2 separate regions of the Mus musculus genome follow, and region 2 is linked to region 1. A link is a loop called in an ENCODE intact Hi-C map of the cell type or tissue named here. Cell type or tissue: heart. All regions are shown on one strand. Links, peaks and the distances in the headings refer to the core of each region. The heading gives the core; the rest is flanking DNA. Region 1 has its middle 5.3 kb from the start of Foxi1. Region 2 holds the start of Kcnmb1 (potassium large conductance calcium-activated channel, subfamily M, beta member 1).

Region 1 (2,909 bases), core at 189-2,688:
ATGTCTTCCTCTATTTGCTCTGCCATTTGGGTGTAATGCCGCTGGAGGGAAAGAGGAAGGGTCTGTCACTGTTTCTGGAGTGTCTTCCCAGCATTCAACTGCTGTCCTTACTGGTCCAGAAGTCTCATGCTTTGCAGAAAGAAGACCTCACAGTACCTACCCATGGGACAGTCATGCATTTTTAGAGATCTGATATCAGCTTACCTACCAAAAGGATGAACCTCACTACTAGGGATTTTCACAAACAATGGTTCACTTAATTCTCTGGATCACATTGTGAAATGAGCATTTGGTTCTCTTGCTTAGAGCATGGTACAAAGGCACAGGGCAGGTGAATAACCATAAAGGCAGAGAAAACCAAACAGGTGAGAACTGACCTGTGCACTGGGGGTCAACAGTGGGTCACATGCAGCACAGACAGGGAGCAGAGAGGCCAGGCTTTGTCACTAGACTTTGAGTTTCCCTCTTACTCCTAAGATAATTACGATGCCTTAGATTGCAGACTAATGGTTCTGGGCCTCATTTTCTTCATGGGTAAAGTGAAGAAATCCAGCCACTTCTAAGTGCTGCTTCAGGACTACACAGCGGGGATGCAGACACAGTAAAGTCAAGTTCTCATTTGGGATGCAGGAGCTTTAGGTAATGGGAGATGCTGATGTCCCACCAGCTATGGTTACAGTAGCAGAGGCTCACACTTTACCTGTCCTCTGCATTGGCCTTTGGTGGGGGCTCTGAGGGCTTGTCCTCCTTTCGACACATGAAACACAAATAGCATCCTAGGTTTTGAAGAGATTCTTGGTGTAGAATCGGGCTGTGATGGGGGAAATCCCAGAAAGAACTAGTTTAAAGTCATTGCATTATAGTTTTCTCATCTGCAACAAGATAGAATACAGTCTCGGTGCTTGCCTCCTCTCTACAAATGGCTCCCTAGAGAGACAACCAGCTCTTGCCTGGTTCTTCTACCCTGCCTAATTAGCAACACTCACAAGAGCCATGTCTGAGGTATTTGGGGACTGGGTGCAGGGACGATGTCTGTGCCCCAGGGAGGGGTTGGTGGAAGTCTAGCTGGGGTGTTCACCATGCTGAGGGTTACCTTGGTGTTCTCTGTTTTCTGGTGGCTAATGAGTTTAGGAAGAAATATAGGTCAATACCGCCCTCTGGCGGTCTTTTCTTTAAAAGCAGGCAAGAGATTCTTGAATGGAAGTTTTAGGACAGACCAATGGTTTAAGTAAGGGCAGGAGACTCAAGTGAACGTGTGGTGGTCACAGGACAAGACAAAGAACATTTTATTAATGAATCACACCCTTTAGGGAAAAAAATCCCTTGTCTCTTTGCCGTGGCATAGTAAGTACTTGGTTGGAATGAAGTGGAGTCTATAGGAGGCAGCCGGCCATGTTTAGATTGCTGAATTATATTCCTATGGTTGTGTTTTCTGAGTGTCTTGGTGCTGTTTAGCTTCAGAGCTTCCAATTTCTCATTCCTAGAATCTGCTGCAAAGACTGAAGGAAGTAACACAGCCTAAGAGGCCACACATGAACAGAAATCATTCTGCCCATGACTTGCTTGGGCTTGGCTGTCTTCATAGAGCTCCTAAGACTTACACCTCACCTGGGGTGACTGTGTTGGTGCTGTTTGGCTTATTTAGTATGTCTTTCAATTGTTGCTTTTTTATTTTAAATGTGGTTAGCTTAAAGATTAAATTCTGGGAATCTCCTGGAACCGGACCATCAGTTGTAAGTACCATCTGCTATGAGTAGTTAATACAAGTTCTTTAGATCGAGTACTGTTCTGGGCCCGAACTCACCCAATTTCATAAGCAGACATAAAATAACTCCCCCCACAACAATTTTCTCACTGGAGTTATTAAGAGTCAAATATAAGAAAAAAAAAAACCCAGCATGGTCAATTGTGCTGCTTCTTATAAGGGTTTGGGCTATGAACCCTGACTACCAAAAGGATTGCAATTACAAACTCTAAAGAGATGAAGTAATATAAATCACTATACAAGGTGGAATGCTGTCTGCTCTGGGAGTTTGGCGGGCTTCAAATTTCTTTTTCAAGAGGAGCCTAAAGTTCCTGCTCCAATCTTGCCTTCTCTGTCCTCCTCCCCCTCCTCCTCTCCCTCCTCCCCCTCCTCCTCTCCCTCCTCCCCCTCCTCCTCTCCCTCCTCCCCCTCCTCCCCTCCCTCTTCCCCCTCCTCCTCCCTTTTTCCCCCTACTTCCCCTCTTCTTCTCTCTCCTCTCCCCTCCCCTCCTCCCATCCTCCTTTCCTCTCTTCTCCTCCGCCCCCATCTCCTTCCTCTTCTTCCTCCTCTTCCACTCCCCCTCCTCCTCCTTCCCCTTTACATCATCACTTTACATCATCATCACTATCCCTCTGCTCTTGACCTAATCCATACTCTTTGATCTAAAGCCAACTCTGAGGAGAACCCCTTGGGAAAGAAATGCTAGATTGAAGCTGGTACCTTACGCTCCAACAGACACTCAACCTGGGCCTCACTCCTCTCCCCAAATAGTCACCTTCCCAAACCATCACTAACATGAGCCAATGGTAATTTGCAGAGGAAGCTAAGGTATGTGTATGTACAGAATACAGTCACACATCACATAATGCCTTCTGGTCAAGGATGTGATTCGTATCCCACACACAGCGGCAACTCCATAGGCTACAGTGGAGCTGAGAATCCCTCCAGCCTACCTATGTCTTATAGCTGAGATAATGCCAGAGAGACACATGCCCTGTGTGTTTGTGTGGTGGGTATACATACAGAGCTCTGCCTGTCATCTGAGCAAATATTACCCACAGTATGTACAGCACATAATACTCAATGGTAAACGACCTTGTTATGTTTATGTACTGTACCATGCTGTGCCTGTATCCACGATTACACAGTGCACTCTTCCTTATAC
Region 2 (2,909 bases), core at 84-2,583, 250 kb before region 1:
AGGGCCCTGATTATCAGGTGTTAGGCTTAGGTGAGAGGTGCTAACACCTAGTGATCAGGAATATCTAAGATGCACCCACTGCCCTGGGCCTGGGGACACCAGAGGCTACTTCTAGAACTTTAGGTGGCTGGAGACATAACAGAGGTATGGTTTGAGGTGTTAGAACAGTCCCTTGGTGGCAGAGATGGCTGGGATTTGACACTGGGAGGGGCCAACTTCCAATCTGTCTCTGTTCATCAAGTAGAGAAACTCTGGACCAGGCATCAAGTTCTGTGCAGATGACTAGCAGGGCACCAAGGTGTAAGGAGGGCGGGGCGGGGGCGGGGCCGGGGTTGGGGCAGGGGTGGGGCGGGGCTTGTTCTTGCTTTCCCAACTCTTACAGTGCTCTCTTTATCCACAAGGACCCGGAGTGCAAAAGCAGGTTTGCCCCCCACCCCTACCTCCAGTACCAATGTTCAGTTGTCGTATTGGCTGCAATAACTTTCTGCCTATGAAGCAGAGTCAGTCTGTGGGAGGTCCCCAGCATGGCACTGTCCCTGGACCTGGACGGCTGGCCGGAAGCAGCTGTGGGACCCACCGCTACCAGCCTCAGCCCCAGTGGTCTTTAAAAGGCGGAATTTCCTCCTTTCTCTGAACTCCATCTCTAACTTAACAATCCAGAATAAAGTTAAGTTTTCAAAATGCTATTAATTATAGAAGGGAGAAGACAGAGGTCCAGAGAGGTTCAGTGACTTGTTCAGAGTCACACAGGAAGTCAGGGACAAAGGTGGGAGGCTTTGGCTGCACTGGTGTGGATATAACATGGGCTAGTGACAAGCCCAACCCCTCTACCTCCCTCCCCTGCACTACACAAGGAAGATCATTTCCTATTCCTGGCTTCTCTGCCAGCCTGAAAGACGGAGTGTAGAAGAAACATTTTTGTACATATATCAGGATGGCCTTGTGGGGTGGGTAATGGCTTTTGCTGTTTGACATCTGTTTCCCAGGAGACTCTGGGAAATGCAGGGGCAGAGTCCCCAACAGCAGCTGAGGGCTGTGAGGCTAGGTACCTGCTTGTGGAGTTTTTATCCCGGGGCAAGCTGTGTGCTCAGACTTGACCATGTTTGGGCATGGAGGCTCGACCCAGATGGGACTGAGACTGCTTCCCTGGAGACCAGCTGGGAGACCAAACTTCCTGCTAGAGCTCCCAGGCCTGACTTGGGGTGGGGGTGGGGGTGGGGCGAGTGGAGAGAAACCATCTGCCAGCCAGCGGAGACCCAGAGAACTGTGAGTGCTACATCCCAGAGAGCTTGGGAAGGGCTTCTAGGAAGCCGGGGCTGAGGGGAGATGGTGGGAGACAGCAGCCTGTGATGGCATGGATAGGGTGGTGAAAATCCCTACCTCTCCTGATGCCCATCAGAGTTCTGGCACCGGAGGGCCTGCCTGGCCTGTTGACCCTGGTCTGGGCGTCTCTTTTGTGGCCAGCCAGTCAGGACCAGTGTTGTCACTTGTCATCAGGATAGGGATCGACAAACAGGCCTGGCAGAGTGCACCAAGCTCCTTCAATTCCTCAGTTAATGATGGCGCCTGTTTATGGAGGGCATCACTTATTTATGAGGTGACGCTCAGCAGTGTTGGTGGGTCTACATCAGGACCCTGAGGAGGGCACTATTGTTCTTGTTTTAACAGTCATATGGTTGCTAAGTAGAAAAGCCAGGACTCGGTCTTATATCTGATGGCCTCTCTTCTCTAAACTCCCCCAAAACCCTTACATACTCTATCCCCAGTCCTTCTAAGGAAGAGATCAACAACCCAACAGTTATGCCACATAGGACTCTTCTTTAACCCTTTCCAACTTTCCTAGATCAAGCCCAGACCTCAGGTGACTTTTCTACAGAATTCCATCCAAGGAGTCCTGAGATACTTAATGTTTCACATCCGGCATAGTCTCCCTGAAATCTCTTCTGTTATCATGGAAACCCATTTCTTCCTGTCTCAGGCCACAGTGCATATCAGAGCTTCATATCCTTCTTGCTGGAGGTTCTCATTAGGCCCATCCCAGATTCCCACCTAAGCTTTACATTTAAACTGAACTCACTTCATGTAGCTGGTGAGCCATCGGGACATTACAGGCACAACCAGTCACAGGAGCGAGACCTCTCAGGAACAGGTGACATCCTTCCTTCCTTTCCCTTCTGAGCTTCCATGCTGTAGCCTTGAGCAGACTCCTGCTGTCATTTATCTTGGGAATGCTCAGGAGTCTAGGAGGGCTCACTGGAAAAAGCCAGCACCACAAGGAAATCCCCTCAAGTGTACTGGGCTTCTCCTGGAGATAATTGGTGATAATGGATCCTGAGTATTTAAAAGCTAACTGTAGGCTGTTACCAGAGGCCAGAGCAGACCTCTGTAAGAAAGCTCCATGTAAGTTGCAAAGCTCCACGTATTATCATACTTAAATAAGAGCAATGTTGTTATTTGGTTGCATCCCCTCATGCCTGCCTGCCTTCCTTCCTTCCTTCCTTCCTTCCTTCCTTCCTTCCTTCCTTCCTTCCTTCCTTCCTTCCTTCCTTCCTTCCTTCCTTCTTATGAACCTATCACTTGGGCTAATCTCACTTCTCTTTGCCTTCTTGGTGCTAGAAATGACTGTTGCCTCCAGTGGCCATGGGGAAGAAGCTGGTGATGGCCCAGAAGCGCGGAGAGACACGAGCCCTCTGCCTGGGAGTGGCAATGGTAGTGTGTGCTGCCATCACCTACTACGTCCTGGGTACAACTGTGCTGCCCCTCTACCAGAAAAGGTATGGATGTCTCCACTTCCTGGATTGACCTACCCTACCCTTGACCCGTCACGGTAGTCAGGACAGACGAGGCATTCGTCATCTTCAGGCTCAGGGGTTCCAGTTCTGGGGGAGCAGAGGAGTGAGAGACTCCCC

What was found. Peaks named below come from ENCODE experiments on the same cell type or tissue, not always from the same donor. Only the 100,000 strongest peaks of a DNase experiment are listed, where the experiment ranks them.
Region 2: a loop joins it to region 1, with 4 times the contacts of the local background. A loop is called at or near these places in 18 of 42 quality-filtered maps.

What each region holds. Positions count from the first base shown.
Region 1 is chr11:34,211,958-34,214,866 of GRCm38, forward strand. No RefSeq gene overlaps it. Among named protein-coding and RNA genes, the nearest start is that of Foxi1, 5.3 kb to the left of the region's middle. In heart, for the core only: a CTCF peak has its summit at 1,166 (motif pointing left); no DNase peak of the experiment used is centred there.
Region 2 is chr11:33,962,061-33,964,969 of GRCm38, forward strand. Kcnmb1 (potassium large conductance calcium-activated channel, subfamily M, beta member 1) reads left to right here and starts at 953. Exons shown (of 4, transcript NM_031169.4): 1 at 953-1,266; 2 at 2,617-2,774. The coding sequence starts at 2,641. It also overlaps a transcript of Kcnip1 not described here. In heart, for the core only: no CTCF peak of the experiment used is centred there; a DNase peak (open chromatin) is centred at 1,181; H3K4me3 peaks cover 717 bases; H3K27ac peaks cover 2,242 bases.